Regions from separate parts of the Mus musculus genome. Here region 1 is linked to region 2. The links are chromatin loops, found by intact Hi-C in ENCODE. Cell type or tissue: heart. All regions are shown on one strand.

Region 1 (5,000 bases), 640 kb after region 2:
CTCTCTGACCCTTTCTCTCTCTCTCCCCTTCCCCCCTCCTCCACATGTTCCTCTCTCTCTCCCTCTCCCTCTCCCCCTCCTCCCTCTCTCTCTCTCTCTCTCTCTCTCTCTCTCTCTCTCTCTCTCTCTCTCTCTCCTTCCTTGTCCCTTCTCTTTGTCTACCTCTACTCCCTCCTCAACTCTCCTTCCTATGCTCCCCAAATAAACTCTATTTTATCTAGACCCATCATATGGCTGGTTCCTCGGGAGAGAGATGCCCCCACCACCACACCATACCACACTGTATAAAACATATCCTTGGCTTTATAATATACATCAACAAATATAGCAGACTGCCTTAGGAGTCACTATATTGCTGTTTCATTAATAGAACAAAAGGATTTGGTTTTCCCCTAGGTCCGGTCTATCTAGTCTCAGGTCTCACTAGAGACCCCACTGTGGTCATAAAACAGGTTTTCATATTTCTTGTGTATGTATGACATTAGTCTCAGCATCCAAAACTGATTCTGTCCACCCAAAATGTAGAGGTCTGCTGCCTCTGCAGGGAACATAATATCACACATTGAAAACCAGTGGTTTACCATTGTATGTATAATTCCAATTCTAATGACAATACACTAAGCAATATTAGCAATCTGTTTATGGTTTTTGAAGAACCACAGAAGTCCTATCTGCAATCCACATCGTCCTCTTGTCTACCTAAACAGAATATGCAGTCAGCTGTTGTGGAAAAGGAAAATGATATGTGGTTAGTTGGCCACTCATTCATTTAGGATGTATTTACTGAATGCGGACCGTGAGACAAGAATCATTTGAGTGATGTGAATACAGAACAATACAGACAAAAACAAAATAAAACACCCTGGCCTTGCACATCTTACATGCCAGTGAATAATACAATATAAAGATGTAGTGTTATGAGAAAACTCCAATAAGGTGAGAAAGACCTAAGGCGTAAATAGAGAGTTGTAATTTCTAATAGAACATGATTTTTTTTCATCCTTTCACAACCTTCTGCATGTAAACAATGCATCTTTATCATATGTCCCATAACACCCCCCTATCCACTCCTCCTAGGAGTCTACACACCTCCTCCCCACAAATACCCCCTATCCCCCCCCCCACTTCCTCCAGGAACCGGCAGAGTCTCTCCCACACACCCCACGCCCTCTCAATGTGTGCCTATCCCCCTTCACAACCATTGAGTGCTATAAGTGCTGCCTGCCAGGATGCTGGCTGGTCTTGTTGACTTGATCATGTCCCCGTAACCATAGTTATCATGAGTTCAAAAGTACAATAGCTGTGTGCACCCCTACAGCAGCGTTTCACATCCCTCCTCCCCATCCTCTGGCTCAGACAGACTTTCTGCCCCTTCTTCCTGAGGTTCCATGAGCTTTGGAGAAGTGATTGATGCCCCATTTAGCACTGAGCACTTAGTGTGAGCCACCTGGTGACCAAGCTGGGGAGACATGGGAAGGCTTGTGCTGCAGCGTAGCATGACCTGACCTAACTCATGCAAGTTGTCTGTCAGAGGACACAGGACTGAAGTGACCGGGGACAGCTTAGACAGTAACAGAAGAGTTGAGAAAGACTCCAAATACACATATATTTTGATATTTGGGAAAGAGTCAGATCCCATATGACTGAAAGTGTAAAACTAGGGATTAGGGAGATGGCTCAGTCAATAAAGTGTTTATCTCACAGCATGAAAACCTGAGTCTAGGGGGCTGGAAAGATGGCTCAGTGGTTAAGAGCACTGACTGCTCTTCTGAAGGTCCTGAGTTCAAATCCCAGGAACCACATGGTGGCTCACAATCATCCATAATAGGATCTAATGCTGTCTTCTGGTGCATCTGAAGACAGCTACAGTGTATTTACATATAATAAATAAATAAATCTTAAGAAAGGAAGAAAGAAAGAAAGAAAGAAAGAAAGAAAGAGAGAGAGAGAAAGAAAGAACTTAAGTCTAGATCCCCAGACCTGCATAAAAGTCAAACGCAAGTGTACCCACCTTCAGTCCCAGTGCTGGGGAGGCAAAGGCAGGAGGAGCCCTGGACTTTACTGGCCAGCTTACCTAGCCAAATACTTAAGTCCCAGATTCAGTAAGAGAACCTGCCTCAAAAATTAAAGTGGAAATCGATTGACGATAGCTCTCAGTGTCAACATGTGGCCTAAAGAAAGCGGGCACACACCACAAACACACATCATTTATAGCAGATGTTACCCCTATTACCATGTCAGAGAACTTTTTGTATAAAAAGTAACTTTAGAAGAAATAACTTATCGCTCATAACAGTCTGCAAAAAAATTATCTACCTAGAAAGTCTACAACAGCATAACCTGATGTACATTAACAGTTTAAGATAGAAATAAATAAATGTAGTTAAAGGGATTACACTGTCCTGCAGTAGGAAGTACTACTTTGCAAAATGGACCATTGCTGCCCTCTAGTGGCACAAGAAAAACATGAGCTTAGAAACCAGGATAGCCAATGCCTCAAAGAAATACACGTTTTCAAATGTGGGTTTTCTTTCTACCATGAGTTGCTTTATCACAACTTTTTCTTCTTAAGACATATTATTTTTCTTTTATGTGTATGAGTGTTTTACTTGCATGCATGACTGTGTACCATATGCATGTCTGATGCCCACAGGAGTCAGAAGATGTTATTGGATCTCCTGAAACTGGAGTTGCAGATTGTTGTAAGACACCATATAGGTGTTGGGAACTGAACCTGGGTCTTCTGCAAGAACAGAAAGTGCCCTTAACCGCTGAGCCATCTCTCTAGCACTCCAATTTTCGATAGGTGATATTATGAACAACTGTATAACATGGAAACCAGGCACTGCCCTACCCATTGATTAATGTATGACAATCACTATAGCTATAAAAGCGAGTAGTGAAGTCTGAATGTATGTGTGTGTGTGACTCAGTACTGAAACAAATGCTTGCCACAGGCAAGACCCTGGGTTCAGGTCCCAGCAACATCAAGAAAGAAAAAAAAAAGGAAGACAGACAGACAGACAGTTATTAGCAGTGATATCAACAACCTAAATCTCTCCTGTGTTCATAACAAGCACACACACAGACTCACAGTCACACAAACTGCACACACACATTCTCTCTCTCTCTCTCTCTCTCTCTCTCTCTCTCTCTCTCTCTCTCTCTCCCTTCTTCCCTCCTTCCCTCTCTCCCTCTTTCTCAGTCTACAATCCAGGATCTAGCCTTCAGCTACCGTTCCAGCACCATGTGTGCTGCCCTGCTCTGCATCAGCTCCTGCCTCCCGGTTCCTGCCCTGCTTGAGCTCCGGTCCTAGCTTCTTCCAATGATAAACGGTGCTGCGGAAGTATACACTAAATAAGCCCTTTCTCCGCTGAGTTGCTTTTGGTGATGTAACCCTAACCATGACACCATCCTCCCCTTCCTCTTGTAAAAGGTGCCTCAACATCCCAAAGGCAGCATTCGTGAACCCAAACGGTTTCTGAGAAACGTAGGTGCATTTCCTTCTGTTAGCCTGTTGGATATCCTAGAGAACCCCCTTCCTCCCTCTTGGGCAACCTTTGATCTCTACAGACTGTAAGCAAGGGTGTTCCTGAAGCCACTTATTAAAGCCCTGTTATGGGCTCCCCCCAAAGCAATGGCTGCCTATTCACCCTAGATTTATTCCCTGAAGAGCATGGAGGCTGTCTTACTGAGACAAAGATGGACTTCATCGTGACTCAGTTACCCACCCATGCAGAAAGTTGGAAGACTGTGTCCAGGTGGCAGGTCTTCCGACAGTCACGTCCTGAGTCCACATTTCGGCATGGATCTCAATATTCTACAAACCCAAGCAGCACATACACTGAAGATATAAACTGCACTCATCTGGCCAGGCAGTGATGGCACGTGCCTTAAATTCCAGCATTTGGGAGACATAGGCAGGTGGATTTCTGAGTTCATGGCCAGCCTGATCTATAGCATGAGTTCCAGGACAGCCAGGGCTATACAGAGCAACCCTGTCTCGAAAAAAACAAAAACAAACAAAAACTGCACTCATCTGACACCGTTGTCTGGAGTGGCCATGGCATAAACATGTGTCCAAAATCTATCTACATTGCTAAAAATTGGAGAAATAAAAAATATAGACAGCATCTCTCAATAAAGGTATACACAGATTAGAATTATGCTATGATGATGTGAAAGACATAGACAAATTTGCTATGAAAACTGTTTGGAAGGCATGAGTTCTAACCAAAGAAACCTCTTGCTTCTAAGTAGAGAGGCCGTCCCCAGAGCTGAAGGGGAAGATGCAATGGAGGGAGTGGGACACACCAAGTTTTCCTCTCCTTTGATATTCTTCTGAATTATTTGAATTTTCTACAGGGGAAAAAAACTTGTATTACTTTTACTTCTTATGGAATATGTATATAATACTTAAAATCACTAAACTATGTAAGGTCACAGAAAATTCAGTTTTTAATACAGCTCAACAGTGTGTGAACTAGTGAGAAGACCACTTATGGTAAGAAGAAGAAGAACAGGATGAAGGAGAAGAAGAAGAAGGAGGAGGAGGAGGAGGAGGAGGAGGAGGAAGAACAGGAGGAGGTTGTGGGGAGGAGGAGAAGGAGGAAGAAGAAGAGGAAGAGGAGAAGAAAAGAAGAGGAGGAAGAGGAGGAAAAGAAAAGAAGAGGAGGAAGAGGAGGAAGAGGAGGAGAAGAGGAGGAGGAGGAGAAAAGAAGAGGAGGAGGAAGAGGAGGAGAGGAGGAGAAGAAGAGGAGGAGGAGAAGAAAAGAAGAGGAGGAAGAGGAGGAAAAGAAAAGAAGAGGAGGAAGAGGAGGAGAAGAGGAGGAGGAGAAAAGAAGAGGAGGAGGAGGAGGAAGAACAGGAGGAGGTTGTGAGGAGGAGAAGGAGGAAGAAGAAGAGGAGGAGGAGAAGAAAAGAAGAGGAGGAAGAGGAGGAAAAGAAAAGAAGAGGAGGAAGAGGAGGAGAAGAGGAGGAGGAGAAAAGAAGAGGAGGAG
Region 2 (5,000 bases):
TAGGCCAGGCAGATGGTGGCTGATCGGGAGATGCCGGCCTGGCAGTGAACCAGCACTCGCCCTCGACAGTCCTTTACTGCGTCTGCGGCAGAAAGTGGCATGTGATTAGGGACCTTGGCGGGCTTCAGGGATTCGCCACTAGCAGGTGCATGTGACAGAAGCCAAGACATCGTCACAAACACATACACACAGTGGGATGAGGGGCGCTACTATGGGAAGGTCAGCTACGCTAGACCGAAGATGAAGACAAGGTATCCCACTCAACCCAGTGGGTTTTGTTGTCGTTTTAGATTTATTATTATAAAAAAGTACACTGTAGCTGTCTTCAGACACACCAGAAGAAGGGGTCAGATCTCATTACAGATGCTTGTGAGCCACCGTGTGGTTGCTGGGATTTGAACTCAGGACCTTCGGAAGAGCAGTGAATGCTCTTGACTGCTGTGCCATCTCTCCAGCTCCCTTCCCCCCCCCCCACCCCGTGTATCTTTTAAACAACAGAAAGATTTTTTAAAAGCAGGGAAGTCACATGGCAGAGCCATCAGATCAAAGAGAGCAGTGACTCCAGTTTCCTCCTGACTTCCTCACCATGCAAAAGCCTTACTTTGTACACACGGTACACTTTCCATTTGAGGAAGTGACAGGCTCTCCAGCCAGGCCTCAATAATGACTTTCAATTCCCACCACACAAGTGTGTCGTCTGTCCCTGTCCCCGTCCCCCCCCCACCACCCCCCATGAGTGGCCTGGGCCTTTCTAGTATTTCAGTTGAAATCCCCACAGGCCCACTGCGGTGGGAGTTGGGGGGCAGAGGGGAAGACCATGAAACCTACAGGAGGGGCAGCCATGCTGAGGAACAGATTAGCTAGGGGCAGGCCCTGAGTGAGGGTTGATAACCTGGCTTGGCTTCCTGGCTGCACCAGTCACCACCAGGTCTTCCCCACAAGGACAGACTACATTCTTCTTAAACTGCAAGCCAGAGTCAATCAATCCCACCCTTTAGTTGGTTTTTAATCAAATATTTGGTGAGAGCAACGACAAAATACAAGGGGAGTGTCACAGCCTGCGCCTAACGCCTAAAATCCCCACCAGCAGTCCCTGGGTCCCCCCCTGGTTCCCCTGAAGTTGGAGGGCAGCCTACCGATGTACTCGATGGCTTCCATGAACCAGGAGCTGATGTCGGCCTTGTGGTTGTCTTCGACGGGGATGCACTTGTACTGGTAATGACCCTCAAAGTGATTGGGACAGTCTGAAGAGACATTCAGGAGGGCCGTGATCCCCAGGGCATCCAACATGTCCCTGCGGGCAGCATGGTAGGCACTGCCGAGGTAGAGGAAAGGGAGGATTTCCACGGGGCCCCCCTGCAGCAAGAAAAAGCAGAAAGACATAGGCAAAACATGAGTGATGCAGGGCTGAAGTGCCGGAACCAGGGACGGAAAGGCTTTCTAGACCGGGGGGGGGGGGTGGTGTAGGAGTGGGAGTGGGGGGTACTGACAGGCAGAGCTTTTCTGGCTCTTCCTTCCCTGGCTTGAGTTCAGCGCGACTCCAGGGGTCAGAAACAGGGTCTGGTCTGGTCTTATGGGCACCAGCCAGCCACCTTCCCGTGACAACCCTGGCAGTACACTGACTGACCATGAGGCACACTCGGCCACAATGGGAGTTCACACTGCTGATGGATCTGTTTGGCTGGGTTACGTCTACAATGAACACATCTGAGAAAAGATGTCTTATACTAGGAGAGATGGTAGCATGATGTAAGGATACTTTATGGACAGAGGCGGTGGACTCTTTATCCCCGGTCCATCGGATGGGAAGGGTGGGTGAGCATGTATTCAATGGCTCAAGCGGTTCCTTCGTGTTCTCCTGCACTGCCTGAACCGGGGTACACATACCTGGTCGTGCAGCGGGGTTCCACAGGAGCTGCAGCCCAGGTCCAAGGACTCATTGGTGCTGGGAGGTACAGGGGGTGGGATGGCGGCCAGGGCCTTGGTTTTAGAGCAGAATTCTGGGTATTCAGAAGAAAACCTCTCATAGCCACCTGTAAAGGAGAAAAGTGGTTCTGGTCAGTGGAGACGCGGAGCCAGAAAGAAAGGAGGAACAACAATCCCACCAGGCTAAGGGGAGCTTACGCCACTAGGTGGCGCTGTGGGTCTAGAGATAATGACGGCCGGAGCATTTTCTCAGAGGTTTGTTGGGTCGGACAACAGAGGACAGTATCAAGGAAGAAAGGATGCTAGGGACTTTCCGGGCAGAGATAAAAATACACAAAGAAAGATGTACACACGGATGTGCCAGAAGGACTTTCTAGAATACCACCGCGTACAACGAGGGACCCATGAGCACTTAGCACTTAGGCAACCAGCAAACCAGATGTGTCCTCCTCTAGCCTAGTGAGGATTCCTGCCATCACCAGTCCCTTCTGATGGGGGAAAGAATCGGAGGTGGGGGCTAAGATACCCTGCCAGGAGCCCTTCCTTCGGTTGGAGCAGATACCACAAGCACTGTCTTTACCAACAGGATCACAAGAGGAAACTGACTTCCAACACACAAACCAACCCTGCCACACAGGTTGGAGCAAGGAAGGGTTTTTATGACCTGAGTGTGGATGAGGAGCCTGGCAAAGGTTATCACTGTGTCTTCTGCGGAAGGAAGGGTTTTGTGACAAAGATAGTGCCAGTTGTCTGGTACAGCTGGGTGCTGTTCCACAAGGACCTGAGACCAAGATGCAGAACAGTAGGAACCTCCAGGACTAGAAACTATTAGCAATTCAAAAACATTCTACACGTCAGGGATCAACCACTCTCACAGAGGTACCCACACAATGGGCTAAAATGGTAGGTGCGTATGTAGGTGGCTCGCTCCTTCTCTGTGCCCGGCCCCGCTAGAAAGTCACCTCTGGCACTGTGCCTTCCAGCTGTTCAACTAAAGGGGTGACATGTGACCAGTTTAGCCAAGTGCCAGGCCCCTAAATCCTAACCCGAGAAAACTGCTTCCTGCTGCTTCTGAGATAAAGAACTCTCGCCACATCACAGGGCTTTCAGAAGCAGGGAACCCATTTTTTTTCCTCTCTGACCGGAGGTTTGGCTTGCTCTCTGCCCGCTCCCTCCGGATATAAAAGTCTATCTCTGGTCAAAGTTCTTCCTGCTGAGTCACAGTGACCAGCCTCCCAGGCGGAAAAGCCTGCAGACCTGGTGATGCCAGCTATGGATATTCATGGGCTCAGTGGCCACAGCACCCAAGGGGCAGGACTCCCTCTCCCTCCCATTATAAATCCTTCTTCTTAAAGCAGGCCGAAAAGGCAGGGATGAGAATCTGAGGGATCAAGAAGCAATAAAGGTCTGTCACCAAAGGCCCTTGGTCCCTACCAAGAAACTCTGTCCCACAGTCCACACCTTCATTAGCAAAGCTCATTTGCCCTTAGGTGTGCTTCTGTAAGACTTCAAATTTTTAACCACCCGTTTGTTTATTAACATCCATTTAAGCAATCAAAACTTAAAAAAAAAAAAAAAGAAAAGAACAGTAGTCCCTGACAAAATGCTTTCCACCCAGGAAACAGGCACAACCTGTCTCACTTAAAAAAATAAAGGGGGTGGGGCATGGCAGCCCAGATTCCAAGGTCACAATGCAGGACTCTCCAGATAGCCTCCCGGCAGAAGGAAAAGTTCCCACCCTTCCCTTCATAGAAAGGGTACAGGACCCGCTGGCCTGAAGGTCCTTTCTGGACTTTGCAGACAGATTCCATCCCAGCCTTCTGAGTCATCAACTGTGCGCCCACCCTACTTCCGCCCTCCTCTGACCTCTGTCACAGCCCCCTGCTCCTACTCGGTAAGTGATTAATCTCCCCTGGCACAGAGTTCCTGATCCAGGCACCTTTTGTCTTTGGGAAGCTGCGGCTGGTTTCTATGAGGACAAAGATGGGGGGTGGGGTGCTGTGCAGGAAGGACATTGGTGAGTGCAGGTGAGTTGTTACCCACATAGAGGAAGAAACTGAAAAGTCCTTGCCTCGCCTGGCCATGCCGCTCGCTGTTAAAGCCTTTTGGGTGAATCCTGAGTTACTAAGAACTGAAATACCCCAGACAGAGGGCATTTACTTCCTGTGCATCGAGCAGCCCCCGTCGAACATGTGAAGTGCACCAGAGTTACACACACAGCACACAGCCACCTGGGGTCTCACAGTCAGGTTAAGGACAGGGGCCAGCATTCACCGTGGCCAGCTTGAAGCCAGACTTACCATCAGGAGCCCCTGCACTAGCCATTCCCTTGGGAACACTGCCGCATGCCCATGGGTGATTCCAGAGGGTGCTGGCAGCGATACTCCTGCCCAGACACCAGCTGACCCGCACTTCAAAGAAGAGAACCGAGTAGTACTGTGTGCTCATTTTTTTAAAAGCGTGTCCGTTTAGAGAAGGTCCAAAGGGGTCCATGTGACCTTCTTCCTGATCATGGTGTAAACTTACTGGGTCTGGTATATTGTCACGGGGGCGGGGGGTAGTCCCCACTTTGTAACCCAGGCTGGCCTCGAACTCATGGTAATCAGACTTCCCACTCCCCATATGCTGGGATTGCAGGTATGAAACGCACATGCAGAGAGAGGGGGGGGGAGAGAGAGAGAGAGAGAGAGAGAGAGAGAGAGAGAGAGAGAGAGAGAGAGAGCTCTTATTTCTCAGTGTGTAGGGAAAGCTGCCTTAAAATGTTTTCCTCTCAGGCCCTCCTAGCTAGTAGCCCCATCTTCATGCAAGTATCATCATGGCCACAGCGCCTCTGTGGTAAAGAACCAGGTTCAGAGGACCCAAGTTTTATCCAGAACTTAACTCCACGCAGAAGGGGCCAGATTTTCACTGAACCTCCGGCATATGTCCCAAAGTGGAACCGGGACACATGAATCAGATGGTCAGTCTGGGCCTCTCCAAGGCATTGGGCATCTTCTGGATAAAATTTCATAACATGCCAGGCAGTGGTAGCACATGCCTATAATCCCAGCACTTGGGAGGCAGAGGCAGGCGGA

The links. Hi-C counts contacts between places; a loop is a spot of excess contacts. Peaks named below come from ENCODE experiments on the same cell type or tissue, not always from the same donor. Only the 100,000 strongest peaks of a DNase experiment are listed, where the experiment ranks them.
Region 1: a loop joins it to region 2, with 6 times the contacts of the local background. A loop is called at or near these places in 40 of 42 quality-filtered maps.

What each region holds. Positions count from the first base shown.
Region 1 is chr8:34,177,527-34,182,526 of GRCm38, reverse strand. No RefSeq gene overlaps it. Among named protein-coding and RNA genes, the nearest start is that of Gm33638, 6.8 kb to the right of the region's middle. In heart, a CTCF peak has its summit at 2,449 (motif pointing left); no DNase peak of the experiment used is centred here; H3K27me3 peaks cover 754 bases.
Region 2 is chr8:34,813,480-34,818,479 of GRCm38, reverse strand. It overlaps Dusp4 (dual specificity phosphatase 4), which reads right to left. Exons shown (of 4, transcript NM_176933.4): 2 at 1,888-2,033; 3 at 1,137-1,356; 4 at 1-82. Among named protein-coding and RNA genes, the nearest start is that of Dusp4, 8.4 kb to the right of the region's middle. In heart, a CTCF peak has its summit at 2,130 (motif pointing right); DNase peaks (open chromatin) are centred at 2,049 and 2,969; H3K4me3 peaks cover 2,018 bases; H3K27ac peaks cover 2,617 bases.